Regions from separate parts of the Homo sapiens genome. Here region 1 is linked to region 2. Evidence: chromatin contacts called from ENCODE Hi-C or POLR2A ChIA-PET data. All regions are on one chromosome and are shown on one strand. Each heading gives the region's core, a stretch centred on a gene start or an enhancer-like site at or near the end of the contact. The rest is flanking DNA. Distances are from core to core; before and after follow the strand shown. Region 1 overlaps DAPK2 (death associated protein kinase 2). Region 2 overlaps HERC1 (HECT and RLD domain containing E3 ubiquitin protein ligase family member 1).

Evidence for each region. Hi-C counts contacts between places; a loop is a spot of excess contacts on that map. ChIA-PET counts read pairs that join two places held with the same protein, here RNA polymerase II (POLR2A). Pooled maps may share reads with other maps.
Region 1: a loop to region 2 is called in a map with no recorded cell type, with 4 times the contacts of the local background. The contact joins two enhancer-like sites. A Hi-C loop is called at or near these places in 1 of 37 single-sample maps with no recorded cell type and 4 of 50 pooled maps. POLR2A ChIA-PET finds 5 or more read pairs at or near these places in 3 of 52 experiments (CD4-positive, alpha-beta memory T cell, WTC11 and activated naive CD4-positive, alpha-beta T cell).

Annotation. Positions count from the first base shown.
Region 1 is chr15:64,008,571-64,011,270 of GRCh38, reverse strand. All of the region lies in intron 2 of DAPK2 (death associated protein kinase 2), which reads left to right. Among named protein-coding and RNA genes, the nearest start is that of DAPK2, 37 kb to the left of the region's middle. RefSeq lists enhancers at 83-132, 990-1,079 and a silencer at 1,450-1,509. Within about 2 kb of position 1,395, at least 16 of the 41 ENCODE cell types and tissues checked have a DNase peak (open chromatin) inside an H3K27ac peak, as active enhancers do.
Region 2 is chr15:63,711,783-63,714,482 of GRCh38, reverse strand. It overlaps HERC1 (HECT and RLD domain containing E3 ubiquitin protein ligase family member 1), which reads left to right. Exons shown (of 78, transcript NM_003922.4): 23 at 818-1,130; 24 at 1,588-1,708. Among named protein-coding and RNA genes, the nearest start is that of USP3-AS1, 110 kb to the right of the region's middle. RefSeq lists an enhancer at 1-231. Within about 2 kb of position 1,447, at least 3 of the 41 ENCODE cell types and tissues checked have a DNase peak (open chromatin) inside an H3K27ac peak, as active enhancers do.

The DNA of each region.
Region 1 (2,700 bases), core at 146-2,645, 300 kb before region 2:
ATCTTTACTCTCTAACTTTTAGGGAAAAGAGGCTCACAGGCAAGAGGTGACTTGGTGCCAGAAGTCACGTAGTTGGGGGTGCAAAGCCACAAGCACAGCCAATCCTCCACCTGTGTTTTTTCCACTCCAACCTGAGCTGTTGATCCTGATCCTTTGCATATGGCTTTATCTGTTCCATTGTCCTGCCTTTATGCTAATCTGGAGGGTTCAGATTGGGTGCCTACCATGAGTGGGGCCCTCTGCCAAGTAGCTCTGGGTCTGTGTTGTTGCTATGTCCCCAGACAGGAGACCACAGAATGAGTCAGCCACCTCCACATGGGGTTGCTGGTGCCCTGCAGATTCTGCCCCAAGACTGACGGCTTCCCTGTGAACCCTCTTGTGATGCGGTCAGGACATGCATCAACAGTTTATAAACAAGATTACAGGAAGCTCGGCTGCTGTTCTACACACAAACCCACCCCACCCACTGACATGCAGAGCTGGGACAGGTGCTGAAGAATGAGTCCATGGGAAGCTTGTCTTCATGAATGGGATAAAACCCAAGCTGGTAGCAGACTGACCCATTGTTTTCCGAAGTGGGGATGGGTAGACAAATGAGAGACCAAAACTGCAGTAGGGGCTCAGAACAATTAAAGTGCCAACTCTGAAAATCAAGACATTAAGGCAGGCGGGTGGGGACTTTGCCTGAAGTGGTCAGCTGGGATTTGGGAGTGATGAGAAATAACTGGTTTGAGGCTGAGAGACAAATGTAGGGATCATCATCACATTGAAAAAGCCAAGAATGCGGATCCCCATGCCTATACCTATGCTGATAACTTCTTGCTCCTGAAAACTGTAGTTGGGAAAGTTGGCAGAGGACACTAAGCAGTCAATACTGTTGTTATATTATTACTATTGTTATTGAGAGTAGTAGTAAACAGAAAGACATAAGTTAAAAATGATATTTATAGGCCGTCTTTAGAGATAGAAGAAACTGAACCTTCTGGCATACCAGGATATTCCTGTTGCGTGAGAACTCGTGGTTCTCAAACTTTGGTGGGCATTAGAATCCTCAGAGGGCTTATCAAACCACAGATGCTGGGCCCCACCCCCAGAGTTCCTGACTCTGTGGGTCTGAGCTTAGGGCCTGATAATTTGCATTTCTGACAGGTTCCCAGATGATCCTGATCTTACTGGTCTCGGGTCACACTTTGAGAAACACTGGTTTATACCATCAGGTGCTACAGAGAACTCAGTTTGTTTCAGTGGCATAGGTTTACAATTCTAAGGCCCTTTGACAAACCCTCTTACCCACAGCCCAACTGTGCTGGCTGCCTAGAACAAGCCTTTGTGCCACTGGAAACTGCTTTTGTCGTTACTCATCATGACTGTGTTTCAGATTTTTAGTGCTAACCACCTCGAAGTCTTGAGCTGCTGTAAGGTGCCTCTCTTACAGTGGGTGTGGTGGGTCACACAGATGAAGTGTAAGACATTGCCCTGCCCTTAACAGATTAACCTAATTTAGGGGCGGGGGGAAAGGCAAACACAGTAAAGAAATGAGCATAAAGAGACAATTAAGTGTACTGAACTTTAGGAGCTAACATATTCCAAGGTGAGGATTCCTGGGGGGTGGCATGGTCAGGGAAGACTTCCAGGAGGAGCTGGAACTTGAACTTAAAACAGGAGTAGCATTTGGGTAGGCAGACGACCTCCTAGTTTAGGCAAATAGGGCTAGCAGAAACCCAGAGGTGGAAATGAGTGTGTTGGGGTGTGTCTGCTGGGAAGCAGAGTACATTTGGGCAAGTAGAATGAGGCTAGGTGGTGAAAGGCCCCTGGGGCCTGGCCAAGGAGCTCAGGCTTGATGGGAAGGAGAAAATAATCTTGAGCAGAGAACATGATGATGTCTGCGTTGTAGGACAATATACTGGGGAATGTGGGGTGTGGATTGGGTGTGTGGGTGGAGGGCTGAAGACAGCAACACTGATCAGGAAGCTGTACTAAGTGTTGGTCTGTAAAAGTCTAGCTCAGGAGGATGGCAGGTAATGAAGAGATACTAGCCCAAGTCCATTCAGAAAACATGCACTGCAGATCTACTGTGTATCCACTGTAGTTGGTGCCTGGGGGTACAAGGCTGGACAATTACAGTCTACTAAGGGAGAATAATATATAGAGAATTTCAGTAAAATGGGCTGAATCCCATGATGGAGGTATGCACAGGAGGTGAAAATAGAGGAGGGCCTCATGTCCAGGACACCTTGAGGGAAGGATCAGCTGTGACAATAAATTCTGGCCAACTTTCCTATGCCTCCTTTAAACAAAGAGGTCTTATGTTTGCAGACTGAAAAGGGGATCCTACCCTTTCCTCCCCTGTCATCTGTAAGGCCCTTGGTGATGCTGCAGCTCTGTGGCCTGTCCCTCAAGTACACCCTTGATTGGATGACAGCAGTGCACTGCTCTGTTGGTTAGGGATGTCTATGCAGGTGTTTCTTCTCATTTTCTTACTTTTAAAACACAGGAAATTTTAAAAGGAAAAGTTTCACTCAACTATTTGTTATCCTCATGCACTTTTGCATCTGTGTTCTCTAATACAAAAATTGAATCAAACCATACATATCATTTGTGCATGTTCACTTATTATTTTATAAACATGTCCCTTATGATGTTCATACTTGCTATTTTAATGTTTATATAATTGTCTATTGCATCCAGAACATCTGATTG
Region 2 (2,700 bases), core at 198-2,697:
TAATGTGAAATATCTACCACTGCATCAGAACCTTGTTAACTCCACTGATGGAAAGGCTGGCATCAGATGGGTATTCCTGGTGATGCCATCTCACTCTGGAGGCAATCTTGCCCCATATATTAAAACTAAATTCTGTTTCAGCAAAGACCTTTAGTGACAGTGCTTATTTAATGTGTTTAAGATACAGCAAAGTGTAGATGGTAGGGATTATATGGACTTTGGAAGGGGAAAGGGAATTTTTTGTTGTAACTAATATAACTTAAATTTTGTCCGTTTTTTTTTTCTTTTGAAACCTCACATTTTTCACACCAAGCTTGTGAACGTTTCAGAAATAAGCAGTTATTTTTACCTAACCTTGTGCTTCACAGGCTTTTATGGGCTTCAAAATCAGCTGAAGGGCCTTTAAAACACAGATTGCTGGGTCCCCCACCTAGAGGTTCTGATTCAGAAGGTCTGGGGTGGGCCTGATAATTTGCATTTCTAACAAGTGCCCAGATGATGTGGGTACTGCTGGTCTGGGACCGTACGTTGAAAATAACTGATCCAATTCATTAATAACATTTGAATTGTGATTACATTAAAATTCTGTAAAGGCAGATTAGTATTTCCTAATGTAATTTTTATGAAAATATAGTATTTTAGTATATTTTAAATGTAATTTTAACTAAGTTAACTATGTTGTATATAATGTCTAAAAAATAATTTTTCCCTCTTTCAGTAAGTTTTTGGTCCAAACTTTTTGACTATTTTTATTGTTATTTTCTTTGCTCTTCTCTCCCCATGTGTTAAGACCTTGTTTTTGTGTTGCATGTTACAGAAATCTTTCAGTGTTTCCTCTCAGCCCGTGAAGTAGCTCGTAGCCGAGACCGAGATAGAATGAACAGTGGGGCAGGGTCTGGGGCTCGAGCTGATGATCCACCTCCTCAGTCTCAGCAAGAGCGAAGGGTCAGCACAGACCTTCCTGAGGGTCAGGATGTGTACACTGCTGCATGCAACTCCGTGATCCATCGGTGTGCCCTGTTAATATTAGGAGTAAGTCCTGTGATAGATGAGCTTCAGAAGCGAAGAGAAGAAGGACAGTTGCAGCAACCTTCAACAAGTGCCTCTGAAGGGGGTGGACTTATGACCAGGTGGGACTGACTAGACACTGAAAACATGACCTACTCACTTCCCTTTATTACTTTATGCACTGAAATGGTTTGTTTCCAAAGTTACAGTGTTCTGATGTTAACATAGACATGAAAGAAGAAATGCAAATTGACTAGGATGAACTTAAAGTAAAGTAAATACTGATACTGATTCAGCATGGGCTATAAATTTCTGATTAAATGAGGAGGCACAATTTTTCGTATATATAAACAACAGCAGTGAAAAAGCATGTGAAGTTACTTGCATTGCTCTGTAGTTTAGTGACATGCAAATTATTTTGAGAAGGTCTTTGTGCTCAGACAAGAGTCAGGATTTCCTGTCAACTGACATTACTCCTCCCTGTGTGTGTATATTATCTCTGTGCTCCAATTCCATTCAATTTTATGTTCACTAACAGTCCTAAATCAAAAAACTTTTTTTTTTGTACATGTGAGACAGGAGTGAAAGTCTTACTGCAGAGAGCCGGCTAGTCCACACAAGCCCAAATTATAGACTGATCAAATCGAGGAGTGAATCTGATTTGTCTCAGCCTGAATCAGATGAAGAGGGTTACGCACTGGTAGGTATACCCAGATTCAGTAAAGAAAGATTTTTGTTTTCAAGGTATATGATATGTAAGGCTTTGGTTAGAGTAAGTAATATGTTTGTTTTAGACATATAAAAATTTTTTCAAAAATAACTTTAAGAGAAATAACTATATTGCATATATGTTTACCACATATGTGTTAATGGTTTCAATCTCTTGTTCTGACTTCTTTTTAAACTCTAAATTCATATATCTGACTCTTTGATGGACATTCCACCCGAATGAGTTGGGTTACCCCAATCTTAACCTATCTACAAGTGAACTCGTCTCTCTCCAAACCTGTTTCTCTTTTATTCCCTATTTTAGTAGGTGGTACATTAACTATCCAAGCAAGAAACTTGGGATCATCCTTGACTCTTTTTTCTTATCTCCTGATCCCTTTATTCTCCACCCCTTCCCAATCCAGTTAAGTCTTAAAAATTTTACCGTTAGTGTGTCTCCAATGTCCTCTCCTCTCCCTTTCCTTCTGCCACTGCTCTGTTTTAAACTTTCTCTTTTGAGTGGACGTGTGCAGAAGCCTTCAAACTGGTTGCCTCACCTCTTGCCTTGTGCCCACCTTCCACATTTCACAAGACTAACATATCTAAAGTACAAATCTGTTTATACCTCCTCTACTCAAAATCTTTTAACAGCTCTGTTAACTATCAAAAAAGCCTCAGAACCTGGACTGCAGGCATTTAGGGTAAAGATAAATAAGATGCTAATTTATATAAAAAGGAGGTGAGGTAAAGGTATGCTACAGTGTCACTGGTAAAATATAAAGCGAAAACTATCTAGAAGATTGCTTCTACTTGAGGAACTTTGGACTTGGAGTTAATTGGTAGCTAGGTTTTCAATTTGGCTGTTCCTCTGCCTTGTGTGTGATTCTATATGTGCTATGACCTCCCTGGGCTTTAGTGTCTTACTGTGTGATACGAAGATGGTAGTGCCTGTTGTGTATATGGTGATGTGTCAGACTTGGCTTC